Linked DNA regions of Homo sapiens: region 2 is linked to region 1. The links are chromatin contacts, found by Hi-C or POLR2A ChIA-PET in ENCODE. All regions are on one chromosome and are shown on one strand. Each heading gives the region's core, a stretch centred on a gene start or an enhancer-like site at or near the end of the contact. The rest is flanking DNA. Distances are from core to core; before and after follow the strand shown. Region 1 overlaps RAB20 (RAB20, member RAS oncogene family). Region 2 overlaps CARS2 (cysteinyl-tRNA synthetase 2, mitochondrial).

The links. A loop is a pair of places that touch in the nucleus more often than their neighbours do. ChIA-PET counts read pairs that join two places held with the same protein, here RNA polymerase II (POLR2A). Pooled maps may share reads with other maps.
Region 2: a map with no recorded cell type shows a loop between it and region 1 (10-fold over the local background). The contact joins two enhancer-like sites. A Hi-C loop is called at or near these places in 3 of 37 single-sample maps with no recorded cell type and 2 of 50 pooled maps. POLR2A ChIA-PET finds 5 or more read pairs at or near these places in 1 of 52 experiments (activated CD8-positive, alpha-beta memory T cell).

Annotation. Positions count from the first base shown.
Region 1 is chr13:110,520,124-110,527,750 of GRCh38, forward strand. RAB20 (RAB20, member RAS oncogene family) reads right to left here. Exons shown (of 2, transcript NM_017817.3): 2 at 2,943-4,074. The coding sequence ends at 3,542. Among named protein-coding and RNA genes, the nearest start is that of COL4A2-AS1, 16 kb to the left of the region's middle. RefSeq lists enhancers at 1,733-1,812, 4,505-4,644, 5,589-5,638, 6,089-6,158 and a silencer at 7,339-7,627. Within about 2 kb of position 4,533, at least 22 of the 41 ENCODE cell types and tissues checked have a DNase peak (open chromatin) inside an H3K27ac peak, as active enhancers do.
Region 2 is chr13:110,673,498-110,681,124 of GRCh38, forward strand. CARS2 (cysteinyl-tRNA synthetase 2, mitochondrial) reads right to left here. Exons shown (of 15, transcript NM_024537.4): 7 at 3,477-3,606. Among named protein-coding and RNA genes, the nearest start is that of CARS2, 29 kb to the right of the region's middle. RefSeq lists an enhancer at 2,555-3,174. Within about 2 kb of position 3,139, at least 7 of the 41 ENCODE cell types and tissues checked have a DNase peak (open chromatin) inside an H3K27ac peak, as active enhancers do.

The DNA.
Region 1 (7,627 bases), core at 3,283-5,782:
GACCTACGTGCTGGGGGGATCCATGTACTGGGGAGACCCGTGTGCTGGGGAGATCCGTGTGCTGGGGAGGGAAGCCGTGTGCCGGGGAGGGAACCCGTGTGCTGGGGAGAACCTGTGTGCTGGGGGGACCTATGTGCTGGGGGGATCCATGTGCTGGTGGTATCCATGTACTGGGGGAATCCACGTGCTGGGGAGAGAACCCGTGTGCTGGGGAGGGAACCCGTGTGCTGGGGAGAACCTGGGTGCTGGGGGGACCCATGTGCTGGCGGAACCCGTGTGCTGGGGAGGGAACCCGTGTGCTGGGGAGATCCGTGTGCTGGTGGGGGAGCCCGTGTGCTGGGGGTATCCATGTGCTGGGGGGGGCCCATGTACTGGGGGGCACCCGTGTGCTGGGGTGATCTATGTGCTGGGAACATTCATGTGAGGTTGTTTTCCTGGCACAGCAGGGCTGTTTAAACCAGGAAGTTGGGTCCAGAAATGGCAACGTCATACTCTTTAAGAAACTAGGCCTGGGAGCCTGGGGAAGGGGACATTCTGACTGACAGCACCCAGATTACCACATACCCAACCCCAGGACTCCCTGACACCACTGCCAGGCACGAGGCTTTAAGGGCACTAGGAAATACCTGGTTATGAGGTGTCATTGAGGAAAGGGTTCTCATCTGCATGGGGACATGGACAGCTGGAAAGTGCAGAAGGGAGCTCCAAGACCACACACAGCCATGAACCCTGGACCGTCACTTGCTCATCTCCTCCCTGGAGTGGCCGCTTTGTACAAAGGAAAGACGGATGCTCGAGGTCACGAGCTCAAACCCACACCCAGTGGGGAAATCTGCGCCAACAGCTGAGTTGCCCAACCGAGGGATTTCAAGCTTTCCAAGAACTGACGTGGTTTCTGGAAGGAAACAGAGGCCACATGAGATGAGGGTGGGGGAGTAGGACCCAAGACCAGGCTCCCCAGCGAGGAGCCAGGCTGGTATCCAAGGTCCACTTGGAATGCAGCCCAGGACACAGGGTGCCAGGGGGCCTGTGGCGGCACTGTCATTGAAACTGTCCCAATAGCTCAGCTCCAGGAAGGGCCGTGGAGAGTGCTCAGTGAGATGTGCTGAATTAATGAGCCCCTCATGCCCTTACAAAAGCACTTGTAAGGGCAGCTGGAAGTTGCTAGCATAGGAGAGACTGCAGCGCCGACTGCCCAGAGGAACTCATTTAAAAGGAGCCCACAGGGATGCTTATTTTTAGGACAACACATATAGGATGAAATGCTTAAACAGAGTTGATGGAGAATGTGCCACCCATGGGCACCATCCCCGGAGCACGCGGCCACTCGAGGAAACAAGCTGTTGGGTGCCCGGAGCAGATGGGAAATCGAATCCAAGACTGTTCAGGAAGAACGGGCCTCAGGCATTCATACAGCCCTCCCTGCCTTCAAGCACCAACTGCAAAAACAGTGCCATATGATACTTTCTCTCCCTTCACAGCCTTCAAAGAAAGACTCTGGCCAGGGCCAGAGCTCATGCTTATGATCCCCGCACTTTGGGAGGCTGAGGCAGGAGGATTGCGTGAGCCCAGGAGTTCCAGACCAGCCTGGGAAACACAGCAAGACCTCATCTCTACAAAAAATAAAAATAAAAAATTAGCTAGGCATACTGACACACCCCTGTAGTCCCAGCTACTCGGGTGACTGAGGTGGGTGGATCACTTGTGTTCAGGAGTTCGAGGCTGCAGTGAGTGAGCTGAGATTGTGCTACTGCACTCCAGCCTGGGCAACAGAGTGAGACTCTGTCTCAAAAAAAAAAAAAAAAAAGATTCCAAGGTCTCTTTGATTAGCCTATTTCCTAGATGGGTCACTAGCAAAGATACACATTATAGAAAATAAATATAACTTCTGTCCCTACAGTGGTATATTCAACCAAGTCAATAAAAAGTCACGAGTCAGGCTGATTTGCGTTCACTTCTCAATGGGCTGCTGTTGCGAAACTGAAGTTTTAAACTCCGAAACCACATCTCAGGGGAGCTGAGGACCTGCAATCGCAGGGGTTGCCTCAGTGCTTCCTCCTGGGGTTCAAGCTCCCTTCCTTGCCTGAAAGCACTCACTCCACAGGAGCGGAGAAGTTAGGCCTGCAGCAGCCCAGAAACCGGAGAGCACAGGCCTTCAGCAAATTATGAACAGCTCCCCAGAAAACAGAGCACCCTGTAATCCCAGCATGTTGGGAGGCTGAGTAGGGAGGATTGCTTGAGTTCAAGGGTTTGAGACCAGCCTGGGCAACATGGCAAAACCCCAACTCTACCAAAAAAAAAAAAATTATTGGGGCATGGTGGCACATGCCTGTAATCCCAGCATGTTGGGAGGCTGAGTCGGGAGGATTGCTTGAACCCGGAGGTACAGTCTGCAGTGAGCTAAGATCACGCCACTGCACTCCAACCTGGTGACAGAGCAAGACCCTATCACAAAAAAAAAAAAAAAAAAGAAAGAAAACAGCACTTATGAAACCCACTGCCCAGTGCCATCTGCCCCACATTGCCTCCCAACAAACAGCCCCGACCCCAGCCTGCTTTCGTTCAGTCACATTTCTGGGAAAACAAATCTGCTGTCTCCTGGCACCTCTGTCTGACATCTTCCAATAAAGCAGCCACCCCACGGCCAGCAGCAGCAGACCCGAAGGGGGTTTCTGACTCAGAGACCTGGGTGCTCAGATGCCCCAGACTTCAGCAGAACCAGAGCTTTAAGCTTTGCTACTATTATTGGAATTCAAGTCATCAAGAAAACTAGACAGATGGGCCAATCTAAATATTCTGCAATTGGTAAGGATTTCACAGAGCTTCCGCACAAAGAGAGACGTATCTCAAGTTCACAGCCATCTCCCCAGCGCCCCCCACCCTACCCCACAGAGAGTCCCTGGGACTGGGGGTGCAAATGAAGTCAGTTCAGTCTCAATACCTAAGTTGTTCCAAAAATCCTCTTTAATAATACATGTAGCCAACATTGCTGCAATCAGTATAAAAACAAAGTTATTCCTGATTTTGTATAAATGAACACGTCGAGAGTCAGGATTATAAAGCATCAAGATACAAGTACCAAGTGGGAGGACCAAAGACAACTCACAGTGAAGAGAAACGCTTGAGAACAAGAAATGTCAGAGTTGTAGGACGTGGTAACAACCCAGGGTGCTGAAACGGTCAGAGGTGCAGGTGCAGACGCAGGCTTCTGCCTCTGCAAGGGCAAGGGGGCCGTTGGTGGCTGGCTGCAAAGGACCAGTGCCAGGCAGCGGGGCAGAGAGCACCAGGGGTCTCGACTCTGCAGATTGGGCTTTGCAGAGGATTCCTGTTTCCCACCTCCCCACCCCTCTGACAGAGACTGAGGAGACCACACACGTTGACCTCCTCTTCATAGCCAGCCATCATTTCCACTCCAACATTCTGCTGCGGGTGTCATTCTGGAAAATAATTCCTTGCTGTTCCTTGCTCCTTTCAGATCACAGCTTGCCTGGTCAGACCCCTTCCCAACATGCACAGTCTGAGTCCAGGAGGCCCTCGAAAGTCAGGCACAACACCCAGATCTGGTCCTCTTGGGTGGCTTATGACTGGATATATCCACTGTGTGTGACGGCCTCTCAGCTCTCTGCTGTAAGATCATTGGCACCACCAGGTCAAAGAGGGTCTCAAACAGGAGGTCCACATTGTAGCCGGTCTTGGCGCTGGTCTCAAAGCACATTTGCTCAGCGGCCGGCACATCCTGCTCATCCAGCATCTTGTACTTGAGGATCTTTTTATAAAGGGCCACCGCATCCTCCAGCTGCACCTGCTTAGGTGCCCTTGGGGAGACACGGTCCCCAGCGTCCATATTGGGACTGCACTCTTCCTTCTCCTGGCCCGCCAAGGCCCCCTCCTCAGTGAGGTCCACTTTGTTCCCCACGATGGCAAAGAGGCAGTCTTTGCTGGCTGTGTCTGTCAGGCCCAGGAACCGGTCCTCCAGCTCCACCAGGCTCTGCCGGTGATTCACATCATAGGTGAGGATGATGGCGGCCGCCCCCCGGCAGTACATGGAGCCCAGGCCGTGGAACTGCTCCCGCCCTGGTGGGAAGAGAGGGACAGAAAGAGTGGTTATCTCTCATCTCAGAACATAGCCACCAGCCACACTGCAAGGGAACGTCCCACAGGGATGTTTATTTTTAGGGCAACACACACAGGATGAAATGCTTAAACATAGTTGATGGAGAATGTGCCACCCATGGGCACCATCCCCAAAGCAGGCAGCCCCTCGAGAAAACAAGCTGTTGGGTGCCCAGACTAGATGGGAAACAGAATCCAAGAATGTTCAGGAAGAACGGGCCTCAGGCATTCACACAGCCCTCCCTGCCTTCAAGCACCAACTCCAAAGGAGTCCTGGCCCCAGCCATGGCTGGAGATGGAAGGAATCAAGAACTGATGTCCAGAAAAAAGCAGCGACTGCCAAGGCCCTTGCTGAGATAGAAGCTGACTCGGGAATGCAGACTCCGGAAGCAAAGTGTGCCCATGTCCCTTCACCCTCCTCCTTTACACCCCCTGGGTGCTCCCAGCTGCCCTGTGCTGCCCTGCCCAGGAAGTGCTGCGGGGAGGGCTTCTGAGTTCATAACAGCAGTTGTAAACCACACCTGCCCTTATCTGCCCAGAATCACACAGCACCCTGCGGTGCTCACGATATTTTTAGGACACAGTGGACATCTCCCCTCCCACGCTGGAATCGGAATCCCTGAGGAGCCAGGCCCCAGCATTCGCACTTCTTGTGGGTGCCGCAGCCCCGCCTGCCCTCCAGGTTTAAAACAGACAGAGGTGCGGGCAATTGCAGGCAAGCCGGGAACCTGCTCCCAAAACATTTCCAGGTTGAGATCAAACCCTCGGGACACAGCTCAACGTCAACACATTGGCTACTGACAAGGTGCTGTCTGTCACTGGGTCTGGCGGGGAACAGGGCCAGCTGGCATGCACCCCTGCAGTGCCTGGAGTGTGGGCATCTGCTCTCCCCGTGCCCCCAGCACTTCAGCCTCACGAGGTCGATGTGGGCACACACACTTTCCATGAGGAAACTGAAGTGTGGGGGAGTCAGGCATAGCAGCGCTAGAGGGAGGCTGGGCCAGGGCACTGGAACACCCGCCACCGTCCTACATTTAAACGCAGAGACCCCCGAACTGATGGCTAAAAAGGAAGATTAAAAGGTCCCCAGCTCTGTGTACTTTTACAATGCAGTCATCTAATCAAATCAACCCGGGTCAGAATACACTCCCCACAGGTAACACCTGCACATCCGTACTGTTCTGTTCCCAACGTCTGCCCCAGGACCACCTTTCTATCCCACCAACAGTGCACAGATCCCCAAGGGGGCCCGCTCACCTCCCCACCAGCAGGCGGCTCCCTGCCAGTCCACTCAAGGGCTACCTAGGAACTTTCTGGCAGAATTCTGAACCCCTGTCTGTAGCACAAGCTTTCTGCATACTCAGATGTGGAGGACAGACTCCCACAAGGGGAGCAGATCTGGCCAAGGCAGGTGTTCCTGGGACAGGTGCAGTGCACGCAGCAGGTGAGAGCCCCCAGCAGGGAGGGCCGAGCCGAGCACGCCTGCTGGTATGTCCTCCCAGCCTTGGCGTGCTTTTCATCGTTGGACACATCTGCCGCACTGGGGGGACGAGCTCTCAGGAAGCAGCTGTGGGAGAGGCAGCAGCATGCACCTTGGCCCCCACCTGCCTCTCGAGGACCGAGCAGGCTGTGCATGGCATGGGCCCTCCCTGCTGGCAGGAAGGGGCTTCACAGACGCTCCTGGTGATGCATTTGTTTCAATCACCAACAAGCAAACCCCAAGTGAGATCTTCCAACCACAAAGCACCTGCTCCCAACCACACCTGCCGGGGGCACGCTTTCGAAGAGGAATGAGACTGAGACCTGTGCTCAGACGCCATCCCAAGGAGCCTCTGCAGACAGGCCTGGAAGCTCCCATAGCACCTGCTGCAGGCCAGCTCATCCCCTCCTCCCTGGGGCATGTGTGGCCTCCCGGGCCATGCCCTTAGGCCAAGAGGAGGGAGAGCTGGGAACGACTGACAGCACTGGCCTCCACTCTCGAGCTCAGAACGCCAAGGTCAAGTGCCTCTGAACAAGGATGAGGCTGCTGGGGCACTGGCGCAGAGAGAGGTGGCACCCAGGGAGTGTCCAGGCCCCATTCCAATCCCTCGCCTGGGAGAAGTAAGCCTGGTTCTGATTTTTTAAAAAGAAGCTAACAATGTGGATTTTAATCTCCCAAGTTTTAAGCACTCAAAACTAATTCAAAATTTTCTAAAGATCACATTTAGGCAAACCAAAATGCAACAGTGGCCCATCATTGGCAGCTTCTAAATTATAAATGGTCCCATGTCACTCTGAGGGCAACTTCCCCTGAGTGTGTGGACAGTGTCGACCACTAGCAAGGGCTCTTAACCACTGGGGTCATAAACCAAATTCACAGGGTCCATGACCTTGAATGAGGGAGAAAACATCATCTTTGTTTTCACCACCCTCTACCTGAAATTTACCATTTCCTTTCACCACAAATATTGGCAGCAAACTGCAGAAATGGCAGTAAGGGGCACTCATCACCAACAGGGCCAGCAGGTGCTTCCATCCGCATGCCAGATGCCTCAGACACTCCAGCGTGATGCCCACGACCCTTCAGACCTGCCATGCCTTCATTCATTAATATGTGGACCATGAACCACATATCAATCATAATTTAAAAAGGCTCAAGACGACTGTACTTAAGGACAGCTGGTTACCTTTGTATGTGACTGCACGCACTTGGGCATAGTGTTCTGAGAAGGGGTCCTGGGCTTGTACCCCTCGGGGGCCGAGGGGTCTTGACACAAATGAAGTTAAGGCCCCTTGGTCTGTGGGGCTTTGGAGCATGGACTGAACGCATGACACCTGCACACATGTGGCTCTCTAAGGCAGACTGTCCTTTGCCAATAAACCACTGTTTAGAGCCAAATAGCCAAGAAGCACAACCAAATTTCATCCCATTCCCATCCCCAATCTTTCTGAAATGGCCACACATTCTGATGACGCCAAGTCCTCAAACCTTGCTGGGCGATGCTGCCTGGATTTTGAGGCAGGCTGGTCACCCCTTGGGCAACCCTGGAGAGAGGCGCCCACAGAGACACACACTCATGTCCTGTGAGAAGAGCCAGACAGACCTGTCTACTGACCACTGTGGTCTCCCAGGCCCCGAGCGTGGACTCCAGCTCCCCCTTCAGCAAAGCCGACAGTGTGCCCTTTGGGGATGTGGAGGGAAAGCGAGCTGGGAGCTGAGCCCAGACCAGCTCCGGTAGGAGTCAGAAGAATGTGCCCTGCTGCCAGTCTGAGGGTCAAAGTGCGAGAGCTACCCGGGTCACCTCCCTCTTCTGGGAAAAGCCAGCCTGGGAATGCTGTTGTTTGGGCGACAGAGCCACCCTGTTGGCAAGCAGCTTGTGCTCTGGAATTCAGCACCTGAAGGGCAACATTCCTCCCTTCCGCACGCCTACCAGGGGTCAGCTTCAGACTGAGAAGTCAATCCGTTTCCAGTCAAGCTGGACTGGACCCCAGCAGGCAGAAATCAGACAGTGTCCCCGGAATCCACAGTCATTCT
Region 2 (7,627 bases), core at 1,889-4,388, 150 kb after region 1:
TGACAAAATTCAACAGCCCTTCATGCTAAAAAGTCTCAATAAACTAGGTATTGATGGGGCGTATCTCAAAATAATAAGAGCTATTTATGACAAACCCACAGCCAATATCATACTGAATGGGCAAAAACTGGAAGCATTCCCTTTGAAAACTGGCACAAGACAGGGATGCCCTCTCTCACCACTCCTATTTAACATAGTGTTGGAAGTTCTGGCCAGGGCAATCAGGCAGGAGAAAGAAATAAAGGGTATTCAATTAGGAAAAGAAGAAGTCAAATTGTCCCTGTTTGCAGATGACATGATTGTATATTTAGAAAACCCCATCATCTCAGCCCAAAATCTCCTTAAGCTGATAAGCAACTTCAGCAAAGTCTCAGGATACAAAATCAATGTGCAAAAATCACAAGCATTCCTGTACACCAATAACAGACAGGGAGCCAAATCATGAGTGAACTCCCATTCACAATTGCTTCAAAGAGAATAAAATACCTAGGAATCCAACTTACAAGGGATGTGAAGGACCTCTTCAAGGAGAACTACAAACCACTGCTCAATGAAATATAAGAGGACACAAACAAATGGAAGAACATTCCATGCTCATGGATAGGAAGAATCAATATCGTGAAAATGGCCATACTGCCCAAGGTAACTTATAGATTCAATGCCATCCCTATCAAGCTACCAATGACTTTTCTCACAGAATTGGAAAAAACTACTTTAAAGTTCATATGGTTTAAAGTTCAAAAAAGAGCCTGCACTGCCAAGACAATCCTAAGCCAAAAGAACAAAGCTGGAGGCATCATGCTACCTGACTTCAAACTATACTACAAGGCTACAGTAACCAAAACAGCATGGTACTGGTACCAAAACAGAGATATAGACCAATGGAACAGAACAGAGCCCTCAGAAATAATACCACACATCTACAACCATCTGATCTTGACAAACCTGACAAAAAAAGAAATGGGGAAAGGATTCCCTATTTAATAAACAATGCTGGGAAAACTAGCTAGCCATATGTAGAAAGCTGAAACTGGATCCCTATCCTTACACAAAATTAATTCAAGATGGATTAAAGACTGAAATGTTAGACCTAAAACCATAAAAACCCTAGAAGAAAACGCAGGCAATACCATTCAGGCCATAGGCATGGGCAAGGACTTCATGACTAAAACACCAAAAGCAATGGCAACAAAAGCCAGAATTGACAAATGGGATCTAATTAAACTAAAGAGCTTCTGCATAGCAAAAGAAACAACCATCAGAGTGAACAGGCAACCTACAGAATGGGAGAAAATTTTCACCATCTACCCATCTGACAAAGGGCTAATATCCAGAATCTACAAAGAACTTAAACAAATTTACAAGAAAAAATCAAACAACCCCATCAAAAAGTGGGCGAAGGATATGAACAGACACTTCTCAAAAGAAGACATTTATGCAGCCAACAGACACATGAAAAAATGCTCATCATCACTGGCCATCAGAGAAATGCAAATCAAAACCACAATGAAATACCATCTCACACCAGTTTGAATGGCAATCATTAAAACTCAGGAAACAACAGGTGCTGGAGAGGATGTGGAGAAATAGGAACACTTTTACACTGTTGGTGGGACTGTAAACTAGTTCAACCATTGTGCAAGACAGTGTGGCGATTCCTCAGGGATCTAGAACTAGAAATACCATTTGACCCAGCCATCCCATTACTGGATATATACCCAAAGGATTATAAATCATGCTGCTATAAAGACACATGCACACGTATGTTTATTGTGGCACTATTCACAATAGCAAAGACTTGGAACCAACCCAAATGTCCACCAATGATAGACTGGATTAAGAAAATGTGGCATATATACACCATGGAATACTATGTAGCCATAAAAAAGGATGAGTTCATGTCCTTTGTAGGCACATGGATGAAGCTGGAAACCATCATTCTGAGCAAACTATCACAAGGACAGAAAACCAAACACTGCATGTTCTCACTCATAGGTAGGAATTGAACAATGAGAACACTTGGACACAGGGTGGGGAACATCACACACCAGGGCCTGTCATGGGGTGGGGGAGTGGGGAGGGATAGCATTAGGAGATATACCTAACGTAGATGAGGAGTTAATGGGTGCAGCACACCAACATGGCACATGTATACAGATGTAACAAACCTGCACATTGTGCACATGTACCCTAGAAGTTAAAATATAATGAAAAAAAAAACCCATTTCTACAAATAGGAAACATACGCGTGGTTATTCACTAAGGAGATCTGTAACACTGAAACGCTAGGAACAGTCTAAACGCGCGGCTGGGTACCCTGCTGCCTGCAGAGGGTCAGGCCACACAAACCAGCACCACGGTAACAAACTAACCGTGGGCCAGGCGCAGTGGCTCACACCTGTAATCCCAGCACTTTGGGAGGCCAAGGCGGGCGGATTACCTGAGGTCAGGAGATCGAGACCAGCCTGACCAGCAGGGAGAAATCCCGTCTCTACTAAAAATACAAAATTAGCCGGGGTGGTGGCGCATGCCAGTAATCCCAGCTACTCAGGAGGATGAGGCAGGAGAATCGCTTGAACCTGGGAGGCGGAGGTTGCGGTGAGCCGAGATCGCACCATTGCACTCCAACCTGGGCAAGAAGAGTGAACCTCCGTCTCAAAACAAAAAAACAGGAACATGAAACTAACTGTGGCGAGCCCCATGGGCAGCTGTGCAGCACGGGGCACGGGCGGTATGCTGTCTTTCACACACCCCACCCAAGGTGCCCCTGGCTGTGGGCAGAGCCACAGGGTGTGGACACCTCAGGTGCGTCCAAGGGGACCAGGGAGAAGGCGGAGAAAGCTCTACTGAGAGGCAGAAACCAGGACAGAGAGGGTGTTTCCAGAGTAGGGGATGCCGCAGTGGGCCAGGAGAGCAGTGTCGTGTGACTGAGTGGGGGCGGCAGGCAGCTGCGGTCCCAGGCAGACAGTGGGAAGAGGAGCTTTGGTGACAGAGGACCCACATGAGGGTGGCTGGGGGACTCCAGGAAGATCTGGGAGGAGCTGGAGATTTCCGCCACAGAGCACCCTGGCATGCGAGTTGCCTGAGCTAGAAGAGCTGGCGGGAAGGCGGAGAGGGATTTGGGGGCTAGAGAAGTGCGAAGCGAGGAGGGATGTAGGTGCAAGCACTCTCCTCCAGGGCCCCAAGCACCAGCCACTACAGAGAAGGGTGAGGGAACAGGGCAGCTGCAAGTGTGAACCAAAAAGCAGCCTCTCCACTAAACAGAGGAAGTGCTGAGGTCAGGAAAGCTTGATGTGTCATGGGTTTCGTTCACCCCGTTCCATGGCCCGTCACACTCCGGCAAAAATCTCTTCCCAAAAAATCACCCATGGGCACACGTGCCAGGCTGCACCTGCTCCCATGCACATCCTCTGCTGCCCTGAGCAGGCACCAGGGGAACTTGAGCCCCAACCCCCAGGAAGCGGCAGGCACCTTACCTAGCGATGGCAGAGCACTCGATGTGCCAGCCCGGCCTCCCGGGTCCCCAGGGAGAGGCCCAGAACACCTCCTGGGGTTTGGCCGCCTTCCACAGGGCGAAGTCACTGGCATGACGCTTGTCAGAGTCCGCTGCAGATGACAAACGGTACATCAGTGGGAAGAAGCTCAGTCACCCCACCACGGATGCTCAGACATTCACCCCCACCACAGAAACCCAGACAGTCACCCCCACCATGGAAACACAGAAAATCACCCCAACATGGAAACCCAGACAGTCACCCCCACCACAGAGACCCAGTCACCCCCACCACGGAAACACAGAAAATCACCCCAACATGGAAACTCAGACAGTCACCCCCACCACGGGGACCCAGTCACCCCCACCACGGAAACACAGAAAATCACCCCACCATGGAAACCCAGACAGTCACCCTTACCACGGAAACCCAATCACCCCCACCATGGAAACACAATCACCCCACCACGGACACGCAGACAGTCACCCCACCACAGAAACTCAGTCACCCCCACCAGGGAGACCCAGACAATCACACCACAGAAACTCAGACAGCCACCCCGCCACGGAAACCCAGACAGTCACCCCCACCATGGAAACACAATCACCCCACCACGGACACGCAGACAGTCACCCCACCACAGAAACTCAGTCACCCCCACCAGGGAGACCCAGACAATCACACCACAGAAACTCAGACAGCCACCCCGCCACGGAAACCCAGACAGCCACCCCGCCACGGAAACCCAGACAGTCACCCCCACCATGGAAACACAATCACCCCACCACGGACACGCAGACAGTCACCCCTACCATGAAAGCCCAGACTGTCACCCCACCAGGGAAGCCCAGGCTGTCACCACCACCTCACCCCCACCACAGAAGCCCAGATAGTCACCCCCCACCACAGAAACTCAGCTGGTCACCCCCACCAGGGAAATCCAGCCGGCCACCCCGGTGGAAGCCCCTCCAGCCGCCAGTGGGCAGCACGCCCCAGGCTGTGTCTCTTCGAAGGAGCCTTGGCTTCTCGTTCACTCCTGTTTCACCCACGTGAGGGACAGGAGCACCGGCAACGCTTTCACCTCAGATGCACCAGCGCACAGGGAGAGCTGGGCGGCCGGGAACCCACAGAGGCTCATTTCTCAGGAATGTACTGTGGACCAGGTGGGGTTTTCCCATTTTTCCTTATTCTGTCTTACGAGAAATACTCTGCTTATCAGTAACTGAGTTTCAGGGTTGTTTTTTCCAAAAAGATACTAATCACACAGAGTGAAAGGCGCGTGATCGTGTCAGGTAACGCGGCTTATGGACCCGAGACTCTGAGCAAGGTGCCCATCACCGTGCGGTGAGGCTGCCAGTGGCGCATGCTCACCAAAACCTGCTGTCCCATCTGCCCAGGACAGGCACACCCCATGTGCACAACGTCCCAATATCACCCTTTCCACCCGGGAGCACTGACACAGGCGTCCATCACCTTTGATGAATTTAAAGAGTGCAGACACAGATACTTTTTCTGGGTCAGACTGGACAGGCTACGTTTTCATTACTAGTCACTTTACTAAGAATAACATCCTCTGGGCACCCAAGCAAACAGAACAATTCCTACATAGTGCATGGCAAACGAGAGCATCAATAACACCTTATGCCGAAGGAAAATACTTAAGGACAGAAAATGCGGCCAAGGACTGTATTTCCAGCCAAACTGACTTTGAAGTAGAAGGCAGCACACTGTCATCCACAGGCACAAATGCAGAGAATACTGTTCCCGAGAAAGGGCTCTTCCTTCAGAAACTGCTGGGGAATGAGCTTCAAAAACAACAGGGAAAAAGCGGACCTGGAGACGGTGGGAGGGGGGAAGAGTGGACGGGGCTACAGAAGGCAGCGCAGGCGGAGGCTGGGCACTCCAACATATGGACACGCGGGGCGGGGAGGAGGCACGTGCATGGGAACCTTCTAACCGTGGTCAAGCCTCGGGCAGGGCTGGTCCGTGATGGACTAAAGCAGGTGGATGCCCACTGGTCATCCGGTCACGCCCGTTGTCCTTACCACACATGTGAACAGACAGAGGGGTTAATGAAACCCCGTGGCCCTGAATTTGAGTATCAGTGTGACCTACGGAGCAGATGCGTTCATTACCTCAGTCTATGGGAGAGGCCAGGAAACAATGACAGACGGCAATGACAGATGGCAACAATGAGTATCCATGGTGCCCATGCTGTGTTCTCAAAACACCATTTCCCATTAAAAGTAAAATGGGAGCTGGGCGCGGTGGCTCACACCTAGAATCCCAGCACTTTGGGAGGCCGAGGCGGGCGGATCACCTGAGGTCAGGAGTTCGAGACCAGCCTGACCAATATGACGAAACCTCGTCTCTACTAAAAATACAAAAATCAGCCGGGTGTGGTGGCAGGTGCCTGTAATCCCAGCTACTGTGGAGGCTGAGGCAGGAGAATCGCTTGAGCTCGGGAGGCGGAGGTTACAGTGAGCCGAGATCGCGCCATTGCACTCCAGCCTGAACAACAAGAGTGACATTCTATCTCAAAAAAACAAAAGAAAAGAAAAGAAAGAAAGAAAGAAAGAGAGAGAAAGAAAGAAAGAAAGAAAGAAAGAGAGAGAGAGAGAGAGAGAGAGAGAGGGAGGGAGGGACACCGGGCGTGACCGGAGGGAGGGAGGGAGGGAGGGAGGGAGGGAGGGAAAGGGAAGAAAAGGGAAGAAAGAAAAGAGAAAAATGGGACTTCCAGGAGAAACAGCTTATTTTAAGATGAGCCAGGAATATCTTACCATATCAGATAGACAGCCACAAAACTATTAACTACAACAGGGCTGAGTGTAAGGGACTCGGGAGTAGCTGCTACCAGCAAAAGAGGGGGCACGCCGAGGCTCAATAAGGTGATGGCAGCAATGGGTTAAAACGGCATGTGCACTGAAGCCCACGAGCTCTCAGCAACGGAAGAACATGAACTGGTCACTGCCAGAGGAAAATATGGAAGCCAACTCCTTGTTCTGAAAACTGGTAAGTTAAGGAAAAGGTCCTGCCTTTCTTATACAAACTGTACCACTGAGTAACCAGATGACAGTCTGCCTGTATAAAAGTATTCCAGCAAATGGGCCAGGCACGGTGGCTCACACCGATAACCCCAGTACTTTGGGAGGCCGAGGGGGGGGGGGGGGGGGGTGGATCACCTGAGGTCAGGAGTTCAAGACCAGCCTGGCCAACACGGCAAAACCCCATCTCTACTAAAACTACAAAAATTAGCTGGGTGTGGTGGCATGCCCCTGTAATCCCAGCTACTCTGGAGGCTGAGGCAGGGAGAACTGCTTGAACCTGGGAGGTGGAGGTTGCAGTGAACCGAGATCATGCCACTGCACTCCAGCCTGGGCAAAAGAGTGAGATTCCGTCTCAAAAAACAAACAAACAAACAAACAAAAAAGGTATTCCAGCAAATAAAGCAGAATGGGAGTTGCACCACCATGCCACCTCTTTTTGCAGTGAAGGATCTAAGCCTAGAGCGGCCAGGGCTGCTGACACACAGAGGCAGAGCCCTTACGTGTCTCCTGGTGAGGAATACACCATCTACAAAGTAGCCTTCTCCAGAAATTTAGAACTGGATTAAGCCTCTACATTCAACTACCAGTTTGCAAAAAAACACACAGGACAGAGGGAAATGTTACAGACACTCCAAAACTCAGAGCAAGCGAAATCCCACTGGGGGAACCGTGAGACACATGACGTTTCTCCCTCAAATGAGCAGCAAGGGGAAGAAGCCAGGGGAGGAACATGTGGACTAAAAACAAGACACAAATATAGAACAGCTAAGGCTAAGTGTCGTGTTAAGGGACACGTGTTTGGGCAATAAACCCATTCAGAAAAATGAGGAGGTGGCCGCTGTCAGAGTTAGGGCAGTAGTTGCCCCCAGGGCAGGGCAGAGAGGCTGGCAGGCAGGGCCCGGGAGGTTATCGGCCAGGGCGTGGGACCCGGAGGACTCAGGTGCCTTCGCTCCCTTGCCATTGTTGTCTCCTTCCACTAGGGGGTGACCGCAGGGTCTCCACTGAACACAAATTCACTGAGCTGGGCATTTTTGTTTGTTTGGTAGAGACAGCAAGGGGTCTCACTACATTGCCCAGGCTGGTCTT